Linked DNA regions of Homo sapiens: region 2 is linked to region 1. Evidence: chromatin contacts called from ENCODE Hi-C or POLR2A ChIA-PET data. All regions are on one chromosome and are shown on one strand. The core of a region is the stretch at or near the end of the contact, and the rest is flanking DNA. Distances in the headings are between cores, read along the strand shown.

Region 1 (6,820 bases), core at 1,286-3,785:
GGGCAGTGCTGCAGGCGCCAGGACTCACCCTCCCCGGACTTCTATAAGCAGTCCAGCCCCAACCTGCAGGTGAGCTCGGACGGCACGCTCAAGTACATGGAGGTGACGCTGCGGCCCACAGACTCGCAGAGCCACTGCTACAGGACGTGCTTTTCACCGGCCTCGGACGGCAGTGACTTCACTTTTCTAAGACCCCTCAGCGTTCAGCAGCCCACAGCTCTGGCGCTGGAGCCTGACGCCATCCGGTCCCGCTCTAATACGCTGCGGGAGCGGAGCCAGGTGAGGGGCTCGGCGCCGCCCCGGGCGACCCCTGGGGGCGGCACTGGAGAAGCCGCCCGTCCTCATAAGGGATTGAACTTGCATCCACTCCTCTCCGGCCGGCTTGGTCGCTGGCTGCGCTCCACCCGATTCTCGGGATCATTGGACCGTTTGCGCGAAACCAGAGTGGCCGATTAAGGGATGGGGCTCCGAGCACCGGGGGTGGTGGCGACTGTGGGCGAGGGGAGGTGGGACCGACCCCCACCCCTACACTCAAAAAAGGCCGGGGCCTCCTTCGAGCTTCCGGTGAATTTCGGGCGATTTCCGCGGGTGTCGGGGGTCCCGGGAGGAGGCAGTCACAGATCCACCCCTGCAGCCAGCCTCCTAGGCGCCGGCTCCGGCACGCTTCGCCGGTCTGTAGATTTCCTCTTCGATTTCTCCCCAGCTCCCAGCATCTGTGACTTCACTGTTACCCTCCCTATCCCCGCATCACCCAACCGCACCTGTCTGCGGGACTTAGGTGTGCGCGCGGGGCTCATGCGTGTCCTCCCTGCTGGCCACCCCCACGGCCCACACAAGTTGCACGGGCTCGCCACGCCCCGCCAACACGTGCGCGGACGCACGCACGCACTCCTCGCACGTGGGCTTACGCGAATACCAGCTTTCACTGCCACTCGCTCGCGGCCAGATTCACAGGCCTGTTCCGGTCCACTCGCAGCTCCCCTCTGCCGCTCCCTCCGCCGGGCTCAGGAGTACTCGTAGCTGATTGTGCGCGCCTGAGGGTCCCAGATCGCGGCCGCCCAGGACCAGGCGAGGACTCCGGAGCCTCCTCTCACCTCTCCCACCTGCGCCCCGGGCTGGGCCGGGTCGCCTGGGGGGCGGCCTGAGCGAGGCGCGGGGCCAGGAGCGCTGGAGCGACTGCCGCTCTAAGTGCCGGGCGGGCAGGACTCTACGATCCTTGGGCCAGAGGTCCGGATGGTCCCGGGACTCCGTCTCAAGGGTCGGCGACCCCTCAACCCAGAAGCCTCGAGCAGGCGGACAGGCAGAGCTGCCCAGTGGCCGAGGCGCGGCAGGGCTCCGCGTTGGGCGAGTGAGTGAGCCTCTATAGGACAGCAGGACTGGGACTCCAGTGGCACCAGCGGCCCCTTCCTCCCGCAGGAAGTGAAAGCCTCGAGCGCCCTGGCTCTCAACCCCCAGAGATACAGGCTTTTGGCGCCGTCGTGATCACAATGTGCCCAGCGATCTAGGGTCAGAGATTTGGAGGTGACCAAACTATCTGACACTCTAACAAGTCCTGTCTCCTCTGGCAGATGGAAAGCTATAGGCTCTGCCAGATGCCAGGGTGCCCTTATGTGTGAGGAAACTACAATAGTAAAAAACACAAGTTTCTCCAACTCCAGGAGCTTTTATTCAAAATATATCAATGCCTAACTCTGCTCCTAGGACTGTATTTTGAAACACCCCCAGGTGATTTTGATAGCTGATTGAGAGAAACTTACTATATAACTCCTTTGAGAACCTCATCTCATTTGCTCTTCCCACCATTGCTGTTGGCTAGGTACTAACATGCCTCTCTTATAACAGCTTCACAGAGGTCAAGTGACTTGCTCAAGTTCACAGAGCAAGTAAGAGAGATTCTAACCCCTGTCTAACTCCAGAATGTGTGCTTTTAATTTCTTGGCACTTGGAACTTTAAAAGCTTGAGGACAGGAGAGGGGAGTTGCCTCTGCTGGGATTTTGCTTCTGCTGGGATGGGGCAAGGGTGGGGTTCCTTCCCTTTTAGGACCTTACATGTGGGGAAAGTCTTCTGTGGCTCCTCATTTCTGAGCAGTCCCCGCAGCGCAAACTTGGCCAGTTATCCTTTTGGAGATTGAGTTCCCCCAGCTCCGTTTCCTCCTATCACAATCACTGCATTTCCATGTAGATTCTGCTGTGTCTAAGAATACAGTGGCTGAGGGCTGGCCATCCCTGTGCCCTTCTCCATGGCAGCCCCAGAATGGTGCTGGTGACTCCCGATACACCTGGAATGCTAGGTTTCTGGGTTCTGCTCATATCACTGCCACCTGTGAGCCTTGAGTGAGCCACTGGCAGTTCCGGAGCTTCCTTCTCCCTGGAGTAATCTGAGATACTCACACTCTCTGCTTCTGGGAGCAAGTATGAGTATTAATTACCAGCCCACCCCAGAACCAGTGAGGAGGTGGCTCTAGGAGTGCTCCATGAGAGTGTGTGATGGGATAACACACCCCCTGGAAAGACCAGAAGGGACTCAGGAATGAAGTGGCTGGCCAGAGCCCCACACCTTCAGCTAGGTGGGAGATGGCTACACATCAGCCCCTTGGGAGCCCTGGAGACTTAGTTGGCCCTGCTTGGAGGCTGTGGGAGCTGGATCCCTCCCCGCTGCATCCCTTCCATTTTTCTCCGTCTCAGACAGAGCAGCCTTGTTCTCTTCTCCTTAGTCACAGACCATTGTCTGGCACGGAGTTCTAGGGGTGAGAAGTGTCCCGGGACTTGGATGCCCCGCAAAGGCCCAATCTGGCATGACTCCTAAATTAATAATGTATTTAGCTGTGGGAAGAGATTCTTGCAAGCCAAGGGCCCAGAGAAGATGTCCCTGTGAATGTGTCACTGCACAACCTGGCACCAAAAGGGTTACCAAGAACAGCAGCCATCTTGCTGCAGAGGATGCTTTGTTCCCAGCTGAGGAGTTGAATAAATTCATTCTAGGGCTGGTAGAATTCTCATTGAAAAGCCTCCTTTGCCACTTTAGGGGGCTTTGTCTGCACCTCTTCCCCCAGTTCCACAGAAGATGCCTTCAGTCCTTGAATTTTGGCTCAGGAGTTCTGACTCTGGGGGCAGGGAGGAAGGGGCCATTTCTTTAGGAAAGGAGTCTCAGCTTGCTCACTGTGGTCAGATGAAATGTGATTTATCTCTTGGTTTCTGGTACCTCAGACCTCTGAGACCTGAGGTGTATTTTGTCTTTGGAGATGAGTCCACCCCTGCCCCCTCTTAGTCCGTTTTCTTCTCTGTGCCCACTCCCCTCCTTCTCTCCCGGCCCATCCCTAGGGGCTCGGGTGACATTCTAACTTCTCACGGGTACTCAGCCCCTTTCCCTCTGTTTTCTCCACAGCAAGCCCCGCCCAACACGGACTGGCGTTTCTCTCAGGCCCAGAGACCCGGCACCAGCGGGTAGGTGACTGATTCTCCAGCCCACCCTCTTCTCTGCGGCATTTTCTCAGGGATGACGTGGGAGGAGATGGGGGAGGGCCCAGCATTTGCTACAGATGGCTTCTCCCTCAGTTTGAGATCCCAGGGAGGTCTTGGTGTGCGGGGGGCTGGCACACAGACCCCGGAAGGAAGAGGCGACTGCCCTGACTGTTCAGGAAGCTCAATTCACATGCTTGCCCCTTCCCTCCTCGCCACGACCGGCACCTTTTCCTATCCCCTGAGGGCACTGTGGAACCAAAGGATGGTCTTAAGCTGGTCTCTGGGTGAAAGCGAGGCTTTCTATGCCCATGTACTGCCTAACCCCCTCCCCTGAGTTGAGCTGGGCTCCATTATGACCTGGGGCTCAGGCAGAAAAGCATTTGACCGGAGGAGGCGGTCCGCACTCAGCGCCTCCTCCAGAGCCTCCAGAGCCGAGGCTGACTGCAGCCTGGGGAGAGTGGAGGCAGCACAGCTGGAGGTGGAACTGAGGAAGGACTGGGCGGGGCATGGAGCAGGCCCCCTTCTCCGGCCCCTCCTCCCACTGTCCTCTGCCCCTACTTGTCCTGCTCTCTGTCTGTGGGGTCTCCGTGTCTCTGCCCCTTTTTCTTGAGTTTCCGTCTTTGCCACTTTCTCTTACCTCTCAGTCCTTCCCTCAGTCTCTATCTCGCTTTGCAATCTCTGCCTCTCCCTCTCTTCTCCATCTCTGTCTTAGCTTCCGTCTTGATTGCTGCACCTCAGCCTCAGTCCCTTTCATTTGTCTACTTGCATTGATCTGTGCCGCCCACTGTGCCTGCCATGGCATAAGTGCTCAATAAATGTGGAGTGAGTAACTACACGGGACCCTTAGTCTCTTTCTCCTTCTCTATCTCTGCCTCCCTGTCCTTGTCCTGGACCTCTTTTCTGTTTCTCCTTTCACCGTTTCCTAGCGCCTTGTGTTCTTCTATCCCCAGCCTCTATGTTTCTCTGTCTCTCACTATTTCTGCTTTCCTCTCTGTTCTTTGTCTCTCTTTGTCTCTGTCTCTGTATATCTTTCTTTGTCTCTGTCTCTGGTCTCTGTGCCTGTTGTCTTTTTCTGCCTCTTTCTCTGTTACTCTTTCTTTATCTCTCTTTTTCTTTTATCTTGTCTTTTTTCTCTGAGCCTCTGTCTCTGTCTCTCATTTTTTTGTGCTTGTGGGCAAGCCAGCACACACAACCCCCCACCCACCACCCACCAACACCCCGCTCTCTTCCTTCCCTGCCCCTCACACACTGAGCCTTTGATCGCAGCTCTCCACCAGACACCCTCCCATCCAAGCAGCCCCAGCTGCTCATTTCAATCTGGTATGAATTCCTGCTGAGACAGGAACCCCCTGCGGGCTGAAGGGGAGGGAAACTTCAGCAGAAAGACCTTCAGTTGGTCTGAGCAGAGTGGGATAGGCTCTGCGCCAGGCCTCCCAGTTAGAAGTCAGGAGCCTGGAGGAGTCTCAGAGCCCAGGGAGAGAAGCAGGAGCTTGGGCCACCTTACCCTACCTCCTCAATGGTTGAGTACTTGCTGTCCACATTTGCCAAGTTGCTACAGATGCTGAGCTTCCAAGAGTTATCTTTCCCCCATCCTGCAACCAACCAAACCCTTGTTGCCACAAGGACCCAGGAGCCCTTGGTGTATGGCAGAGATTCCAGCTTCTGGGCATGCACAGTCCTGTCACCCATTTTAGGAACGCAAAGCGCTTCTTAGAAGGCCCCTAAAAAGCAGCAGATCAAAAGGCTTGGGCTGCCCTTGCCCTTCCTTTGACCCCAGCTGTTGTCCTTCTCCCTGCTGGCCTTGCCAACCTTCTCATAAGTTATCCATTAAGTCATTAATGTATTCATTCGTTCATTTATTCAACAAATATTTATCGAGCATCTACTATGAGCAGGGCCCTGTGCTAAACATTGGGCTATAGGAGTGAACAAGTAGATGTGATCCCAGAACTCATAGGCTTCCAGACCAGCAGAGGAGACTGAAAATTTGCAACAAGTAACACTTAAAAAAAAAAAAAAAGGCTGGGCACTGTGGTTCACGCCTGTAATCCCAGCACTTTGGGAGGCCAAGGTGGGTAGATCACTTGAGGTCAGGGGTTTGAGACCAGCCTGGCAGCCAACATGGTGAAACCCCATCTCGATTAAAAATACAAAAATTAGCCAGGCGTGGTGGCAGGCACCTGTAATCCCAGCGACTTAGGAGGCTGAGGCAGAACTGCTTGAACCCGGAAGGCAGAGGTTGCAGTGAGCTGAGATCACGAAAAAAAAATAATCTAGCCACAAATCACAGTAAGTTCTGAGAGGCAGAGAACAATGTGAGTGTAATGGGGGGGGGAAGATCAGAGAAGGCTTCTAGGAGGAGGTGACATTGAGAAGTTCTAGGCCATTTATGTTCCCTCTACCTACCACCACCCCAGGCCATACACTGGCTTTGAAGCAGAATTCACCATTGAACCTGGAAGCCCCACCAACTGCCTCTCATGTGTCCTCTGGGGTGAGCACCTTACCCCTGCCTCAACTCCCATTCCATCAAATGAGAGGCTTAGTGGCCTGGAATACATGTGGGAGCTCTTGGAGATATGGAGGAGAAGGTGCGGAACCTCTCTCTCTCTCCTCTCTCTGCTTCCTTAGTTAACTTGTGGAGGATGCAACAAACCTTTTTTTTTTTTTTTTTTAGACAGAGTCTTGCTCTGTTGCCCAAGCTGGAGTGCAGTGGTGCGATCTTGGCTCACTGCAACCTCTGCCTGCCAGGTTCAAGCGATTCTCCTGCCTCAGCCTCCCGAGTAGCTGGGACAGCAGGTGTGCACCACCACACCCAGCTCATTTTTGTATTTTTAGTAGAGATGGGTTTCGCCACGTTGGCCAGGCTGGTTTCAAACTCCCCGACCTCAACTGATCCACCTGCTTCAGCTTCCCAAAGTGCTAGAATTACAGGTGTGATCGCCCCCGGCCACAACAAACATTTTTGATTCAGCGGCTCCAAAGTGAAATAAGCGTTAGGATCTAGTCCAGTAACTTCAACTTCTCTCCTTCATTCATTCAACAAATGGTCAGTGAGCACTTTCTGTTGGCCAGGCAGTGTTCTCGATGTGGGAGGCCCCTGCCCTCAAGGAGTTTACAGTGCACTGAAGGAGACAAATATTGACCAAATAATTACAAAAATAAATGTGAGACTGAAACTGTCATAAGTGCTAGGTAGAATTGTATCTGGTGGTGTGGGCGTATAATAGGGATTTGATTTAGGGAGCAGGAGGACATCCTGGAAATGAAGTTGTGCTGAGATCTGAAAGACAAATACAAATTAACCAGCTAAAGAAAAGAAGGAAGAGCATTCCAGATGGTCAGGCATACCAGCTTC
Region 2 (7,444 bases), core at 4,549-7,048, 120 kb before region 1:
GCTGGACAAAGGCTCCTTCGTCGGCAACATAGCCAAGGACCTTGGGCTGGAGCCCCAGGAGCTGGCGGAGCGCGGAGTCCGCATCGTCTCCAGAGGTAGGACGCAGCTTTTTGCCCTGAACCCGCGAAGCGGCAGCTTGGTCACCGCGGGCAGGATAGACCGGGAGGAGCTCTGCGCTCAGAGCCCACTGTGTGTGGTGAACTTTAACATCTTGGTTGAGAACAAAATGAAAATTTATGGAGTAGAAGTAGAAATAATCGATATTAATGATAACTTCCCGCGTTTCCGGGATGAAGAGTTAAAAGTAAAAGTTAATGAAAATGCGGCTGCAGGGACACGGTTAGTGCTTCCCTTCGCGCGGGATGCGGATGTGGGTGTGAACTCTCTCCGGAGTTACCAGCTCAGCTCCAATCTGCACTTCTCTCTGGATGTGGTAAGCGGAACTGATGGACAAAAGTATCCGGAGCTGGTGTTGGAACAGCCCCTAGACCGCGAGAAAGAGACTGTTCACGACCTCCTCCTCACAGCTTTAGATGGCGGAGACCCGGTACTCTCCGGCACCACGCACATCCGTGTTACGGTCCTCGACGCAAACGACAATGCGCCCCTGTTCACCCCATCCGAGTACAGCGTGAGTGTTCCAGAGAACATACCTGTGGGCACTCGGCTGCTCATGCTAACCGCCACGGATCCAGATGAGGGAATAAACGGGAAATTGACCTACTCTTTTCGCAATGAAGAAGAAAAAATTTCGGAGACTTTCCAACTTGATTCCAACCTGGGGGAAATCTCAACTCTACAATCACTGGACTATGAAGAATCCAGATTCTACCTCATGGAAGTGGTAGCTCAGGATGGAGGCGCTCTTGTTGCCAGCGCTAAGGTGGTGGTCACAGTACAGGACGTGAATGACAATGCCCCCGAAGTGATCCTCACCTCTCTGACCAGTTCGATCTCTGAAGACTGTCTTCCCGGAACTGTAATCGCGCTGTTTAGCGTACATGATGGTGATTCTGGAGAAAATGGTGAGATTGCATGCTCTATTCCTAGGAATTTGCCTTTTAAATTGGAGAAGTCAGTTGATAATTACTATCACCTATTAACAACTAGGGACCTGGACAGAGAAGAGACTTCAGATTATAATATCACTTTAACCGTCATGGACCATGGAACCCCGCCCCTCTCTACAGAAAGCCACATCCCCTTGAAAGTAGCAGACGTTAATGACAACCCACCCAATTTCCCTCAAGCCTCCTACTCCACCTCTGTCACAGAAAACAATCCCAGAGGTGTCTCTATCTTCTCTGTGACAGCCCATGACCCCGACAGCGGCGACAACGCTCGAGTCACCTACTCCCTGGCTGAAGACACATTTCAGGGGGCGCCCTTGTCCTCCTATGTATCCATTAACTCTGACACCGGTGTCCTGTATGCTCTGAGATCCTTCGACTATGAGCAGTTGAGAGACCTACAGTTGTGGGTGACAGCCAGCGACAGTGGGAACCCTCCACTTAGCAGCAACGTGTCGCTGAGCCTGTTTGTGCTGGACCAGAACGACAATACGCCTGAGATCCTGTACCCCGCCCTCCCCACAGACGGTTCCACGGGCGTGGAGCTGGCGCCTCGCTCCGCAGAACCTGGCTACCTGGTGACCAAGGTGGTAGCGGTGGACAAAGATTCAGGCCAGAACGCCTGGCTGTCCTACCGCCTGCTTAAGGCCAGCGAGCCAGGACTCTTTGCGGTTGGGCTGCACACGGGCGAGGTGCGCACAGCGCGAGCCCTGCTGGACAGAGACGCGCTCAAGCAGAGCCTCGTGGTGGCCGTCGAAGACCATGGCCAGCCCCCTCTGTCAGCCACCTTCACGGTCACCGTTGCCGTGGCCGACAGGATCCCTGACATCCTGGCTGACCTAGGCAGTATCAAGACCCCCATTGACCCTGAGGATCTGGACCTCACACTCTATCTTGTGGTGGCAGTGGCTGCAGTCTCCTGCGTCTTCCTGGCCTTCGTCATCGTGCTGCTGGTGCTCAGACTGAGGCGCTGGCACAAGTCACGCCTGCTTCAGGCTGAAGGCAGCAGGTTGGCGGGTGTGCCCGCCTCGCACTTTGTGGGCGTGGATGGGGTTCGGGCTTTCCTGCAGACCTATTCCCACGAGGTCTCCCTCACCGCGGACTCGAGGAAGAGTCACCTGATCTTTCCCCAGCCCAACTACGCAGACACGCTCCTTAGTGAAGAGAGCTGTGAGAAAAGCGAGCCTCTTCTGATGTCTGATAAGGTAGATGCAAACAAAGAAGAACGGCGAGTTCAGGTTAGTTTTCTCTTTCGGTAAGGATGACCAGAACATTTTCATTTGTTTCCTTTTTCATGTTTCTGTCATATTCAGAATCAGCTAGTTATGTAAATAGTGGAACATTATTTGCTGTATTGGAGATTAATTTTTTTTATATAATTCATGCTTTCTCCATTTGTTTTCAAATTCTGTTTTGGGAAGTCTAGCTGATATCTGTAGACTTAAGTGAAACAAATACCTTAAAGGAAAGTGGTTAAATATAATCATTTTACCCAAATATTTTGTTATATTGGAACTGCAGTTCTATTAATAGAAAAGATGTTTTATTTATTCAAATTGTTAGATATATTGTTCTCTTTTGAGTGTCTGCCTAGACACCATTAGTGAATGTGTTTTGGAAAGGATAATGTATAGGACTGATATTTTAGTCTACCTGAAATTTGTTTAAGGAAATAATTTACAGTATTTACATAAATCAGTGGAAAGGTACAGAGAACTTCTGGGTCATAAATATCAGAAAAGAGGCCGGGTGCGGTGGCTGACGCCTGTAATCCCAGCACTTTGGGAGGCTGAGGTGGGCGGATCACGAGGTCAGGAGATCGAGACCATCCTGGCTAACACGGTGAAACCCTGTTCTACTAAAAATACAAAAAATTAGCCGGGCGTGGTGGCAGGCGCCTGTAGTCCCAGCTACTCGGAAGGCTGAGGCAGGAGAATGGGGTGAACCCGGGAGGAGGAGCTTGCAGTAAGCCGAGATCGCGCCACTGCACTCCAGCCTGGGAGACAGAACGAGACTCCGTCTCAAAATAAATAAATAAATAAATAAATAAATAAATAAATATCAGAAAAGTAGATAAAATTTATATTAATGATAACATGTAGCATTCTAAAGTCTGGAAAGTTTGTGTTAAGCCATGTAGTTATTGGATATGTGGGCTTGTTGAGAGAAGAAATCAGTGTAAAGGAACCTTAAGGTTGGGCTTCGTTCTGTGATGTAAAGCCTCCAGAGAGTTACATACTGCTGCACTCAATAAATGTAAATATGTCACACACCTGGCATCTTCTGTTATAGATAAACCCTTTACTTATTAGAATCAATACCTACTGCAATGTTAGCGTTTCTTTAAGTGTAGGTGCAATTCTTCTTTATTACTTGAGTTTAAGGTTGTATTTGAAAAAAAAAGAACTCAACTTAAAGATGGTTCAAAATTTTAAATTTCATATCTAACGTATGTGCTCATCTTAAATTAATAGATTTGTCTTAATGAAATACTGGCCTATGTGCCTCAAATTCCAGGAGGATGTGTTATGTAATGAAAGAACTACTATATTTCCCTTCTGCATCTGATTTGCTGAAGATGATTTTCAGATGTTTCTTATTAAAATATTCTTAATCCTTCAAATTTTGTACTTTTAAAACCTTGAGCATCAGCTTCAAATAATGACTAAATAAGGGGAAAAGGTAATAAAATATTACAAATGGGATAGTAAGCTACATTACTCAACCACATGAAAGGTTAATTGACACATTAAAGAACCTAAGACCACTTGATTTTTATTTTTTAAACACTGTTAAAGAGCATTCAAGTATATCTATATCTATATACATATACACACACATATATATACACACATATATATACACACATACACACACACAAACACACATACATACACACATGGACATTCTGACCAAAATGTAAAATGTACAAACTCACCGAATAGTGAATGCATCCAAAGAGTAACAAGAGAATCTATACAGTAGGTGTCGACATTATTCACTCCTATGTGAAAACTTGCTTTTCCATTTTTTTTAAAAGAAAATGTTATATGCTTCTTAGGGTAAGGTGTTTGGGAAAAAAGTAAAGGTTATAGATTTGGGTACATTTCTTCTGAGTTAAATGTTTTGTGCAATGGAAAAATATCTTTAAACCCTCTATAAACTACTAACAGACTATAAAATGCTTGATCCATACATTTTGAATGTATGTACTGTATATACCATATACTTTTAAATATCTGAATCTTTAGTTTTATATGTGTTCTGAAGAATAATTTTTCATACTAATTGAAGTGTTCATACAATGAACACTTGGCATTGTGTTGGAAGGCACTTGCTTTGGAATGTTTTGGAGCAAAGTCTTGAGTCAGTTATATTTTTGATGTTTGTATAAAGGTGACAATGAGTGTCTGTCTAGAATTCTGGTTACTGTGAGTAGTTTAAGATGCTATAATGCTTTTCCACTATAAGGTGAATTCGGTGTGGAACTCATTGCTTATTGCTGCACACTTGCCTAGTTTTAGAGTAACAATACATTATGTAGGCTAAAGATAATTTCTTTAGGAAGATTTTCTGGTTTGAAAATGGAATTAAAACTGTAAGACACCTGTCAGAAACATGGAAAATGGCATGTTATTGACCAGGGAAAAGTGTAAATAACAAAAAGTTAGGATTATCAGATGGTAAACTGGGGACCAAGGAAAAGTGGACAGGAAGATTACTTATATAATTAAATAATATAATTATAAGGACTTACAATTCACTCCCCAATCCTAATAACGCATCATTGTTAGGCTACTTGAGAAGAAACAGTACATTTCAGGACAATTGTGATGTAGTATGAAAAAACATCCTTTGTAAAAGTTTTTCATTTGGGCCAGGGTGGTTCATGACTATAATCCCAGCAATTTGGGACGCTGAGGTGGGAGGATTGCTTAAAGCCAGGTGTTCTAGCCCAGCCTGGGCAACATAGTGAAACCCCACCTCTATAGAAAAAAAAAGTTTTCAATCATACTTATTTAATTAAAAGTAGACACTTGGAAACAAAGGAAAAGAGACCCTCTTGCTTTTTACTATACTTCTATTTTATAAGGTCAATCATTTCCTCATTACCTTTAACTTCTTTTGGGGGGAGATAATAAAGATAAAAGAGAAGAAAGTGAAACATAGAATAAAACTAAAAGCTATGACATTATAACTTTTAGAAGTTAGAAGTAAAGGAAATAGAATGCAATAAGAATACACGTGAAGCTGATATTTCAAGCCTCTTTATACTACGTCTTCTGCCATCACCAAAAATAGCTTCCATTTGTATGATTTTCTATGTATTATTTTATTTGGCCCTCATTTCTACTAGAGTAAGCAGAGAAGATATTATTATGACCATTTTATGAAAATGGAAACTAAAAACGTGACGGGATTGAGCAAGATTATCTCTGCCCTTTGACAAGTAAAAGGTACTTGATTTGGATGGATAAAGCTCAAATTAAAAGAAATAACAGACTAAAGATATAGTAAGTATATTTAATGTTTTTTAAAAGTCCTTTTAAAATGGGAAGAAAGTATCACTATCAGTACACTGCCGATTTTTCTCCTAACTAGCTCCTTATTTGGAGCTGATTTAGTCACCATTACTGCAGTTCTGCAGCAGAGGCGCCGGGTGCCGCTCTTGGCTAGTGCTGTGCAAAATATTGGCTCCTCCCGCTGCAGCCAGCTCGGAAGAAAAGTGCACTCTCTATCAGGCTTCCTGCAGCGGAGACACCCATTAGAGAACCCAAGCACAAAGACAAAGCAAATAGTTGGTCCTGCTCGGAGAACTCTTGGGATTATTTAAAGATCTCCTCTCCTCGGATTTAGAAAGGCAAAGGCGCAGAGAGCGGGATGGGAAATAGCTCCGGATGGAGGGGCCCAGCAGGGCAGAGGCGAATGCTATTTCTCTTCCTGCTCTCTTTGTTAGACCAGGCTCTCTCCGAACCGATCCGCTACGCTATTCCCGAGGAGCTGGACAGGGGCTCGCTGGTAGGGAACCTCGCCAAGGACCTGGGGTTTGGCGTGGGGGATTTACCTACTAGGAACCTGCGGGTTATTGCAGAGAAGAAATTCTTTACCGTGAGCCCCGAAAATGGGAACTTACTTGTGAGCGACCGTATAGACCGAGAGGAGATTTGTGGCAAGAAGTCGACGTGTGTTCTGGAATTTGAAATGGTTGCTGAAAAGCCTTTAAACTTTTTTCATGTAACTGTGCTGATCCAGGATATTAACGACAACCCACCGACCTTTAGCCAAAATATCACTGAGCTGGAAATCAGCGAACTGGCTCTCACTGGAGCCACATTTGCCCTGGAATCTGCGCAAGATCCTGATGTAGGTGTCAATTCGCTGCAGCAGTACTACCTCAGCCCTGATCCGCACTTCTCTTTGATTCAGAAGGAGAACCTGGATGGCAGTAGGTACCCAGAGCTAGTACTGAAAGCACCCCTGGACAGGGAAGAGCAGCCACATCACCACCTGGTCCTCACAGCTGTGGATGGGGGCGAGCCCTCCAGAAGCTGTACCACCCAGATCAGGGTAATTGTCGCAGATGCAAATGATAACCCCCCAGTATTTACTCAGGACATGTACAGGGTCAATGTTGCAGAGAACCTGCCCGCTGGCTCCTCCGTATTAAAAGTGATGGCCATTGACATGGATGAGGGCATCAATGCCGAAATCATCTATGCCTTCATCAATATTGGCAAGGAAGTGAGACAACTGTTCAAGCTGGACAGTAAAACGGGGGAACTCACCACTATTGGAGAACTGGACTTTGAAGAGAGAGATAGCTACACAATTGGGGTGGAAGCAAAGGATGGTGGACATCACACTGCATATTGTAAAGTACAGATAGATATTTCAGATGAAAATGACAATGCCCCGGAGATAACCCTGGCTTCTGAATCCCAACATATACAAGAAGATGCTGAGCTGGGGACTGCCGTTGCCCTGATCAAAACACATGATCTAGATTCTGGATTTAATGGAGAAATCCTATGCCAACTAAAAGGAAACTTCCCCTTTAAAATCGTTCAAGATACCAAAAACACATACAGGTTGGTGACAGATGGAGCCCTGGACCGGGAGCAGATCCCAGAATACAATGTGACGATCACAGCTACCGACAAAGGCAATCCACCGCTCTCCTCCAGCAAGACCATCACTCTGCACATCCTTGATGTCAACGACAACGTTCCCGTTTTCCACCAGGCCTCCTACACCGTGCATGTAGCTGAGAACAATCCGCCTGGAGCCTCCATTGCGCATGTCAGAGCCTCGGATCCCGACTTGGGACCTAATGGCCTTGTCTCCTACTACATCGTGGCCAGTGACCTGGAGCC

What was found. Hi-C counts contacts between places; a loop is a spot of excess contacts on that map. ChIA-PET counts read pairs that join two places held with the same protein, here RNA polymerase II (POLR2A). Pooled maps may share reads with other maps.
Region 2: a loop to region 1 is called in a pooled map, with 2.8 times the contacts of the local background. The contact joins the promoter of PCDHGB3 here to the enhancer-like site in region 1. A Hi-C loop is called at or near these places in 2 of 50 pooled maps. POLR2A ChIA-PET finds 5 or more read pairs at or near these places in 2 of 52 experiments (OCI-LY7 and WTC11).

What each region holds. Positions count from the first base shown.
Region 1 is chr5:141,491,422-141,498,241 of GRCh38, forward strand. PCDHGA1 (protocadherin gamma subfamily A, 1) reads left to right here. Exons shown (of 4, transcript NM_018912.3): 2 at 3,386-3,444. It overlaps PCDHGA2 (protocadherin gamma subfamily A, 2), which reads left to right. Exons shown (of 4, transcript NM_018915.4): 2 at 3,386-3,444. PCDHGA3 (protocadherin gamma subfamily A, 3) reads left to right here. Exons shown (of 4, transcript NM_018916.4): 2 at 3,386-3,444. PCDHGB1 (protocadherin gamma subfamily B, 1) reads left to right here. Exons shown (of 4, transcript NM_018922.3): 2 at 3,386-3,444. It also overlaps PCDHGA4, PCDHGB2, PCDHGA5, PCDHGB3, PCDHGA6 and PCDHGA7, and 13 more genes. Among named protein-coding and RNA genes, the nearest start is that of PCDHGC5, 5.8 kb to the left of the region's middle. RefSeq lists silencers at 288-357, 1,088-1,137 and enhancers at 488-937, 1,468-1,587. Within about 2 kb of position 2,536, at least 7 of the 41 ENCODE cell types and tissues checked have a DNase peak (open chromatin) inside an H3K27ac peak, as active enhancers do.
Region 2 is chr5:141,364,444-141,371,887 of GRCh38, forward strand. It overlaps PCDHGB3 (protocadherin gamma subfamily B, 3), which reads left to right and starts at 5,799. Exons shown (of 4, transcript NM_018924.5): 1 at 5,799-7,444. The coding sequence starts at 5,952. All of the region lies in intron 1 of PCDHGA1 (protocadherin gamma subfamily A, 1), which reads left to right. The region is part of intron 1 of PCDHGA2 (protocadherin gamma subfamily A, 2); the gene reads left to right. The region is part of intron 1 of PCDHGA3 (protocadherin gamma subfamily A, 3); the gene reads left to right. It also overlaps PCDHGB1, PCDHGA4, PCDHGB2, PCDHGA5 and PCDHG@. RefSeq lists a silencer at 1,758-1,936.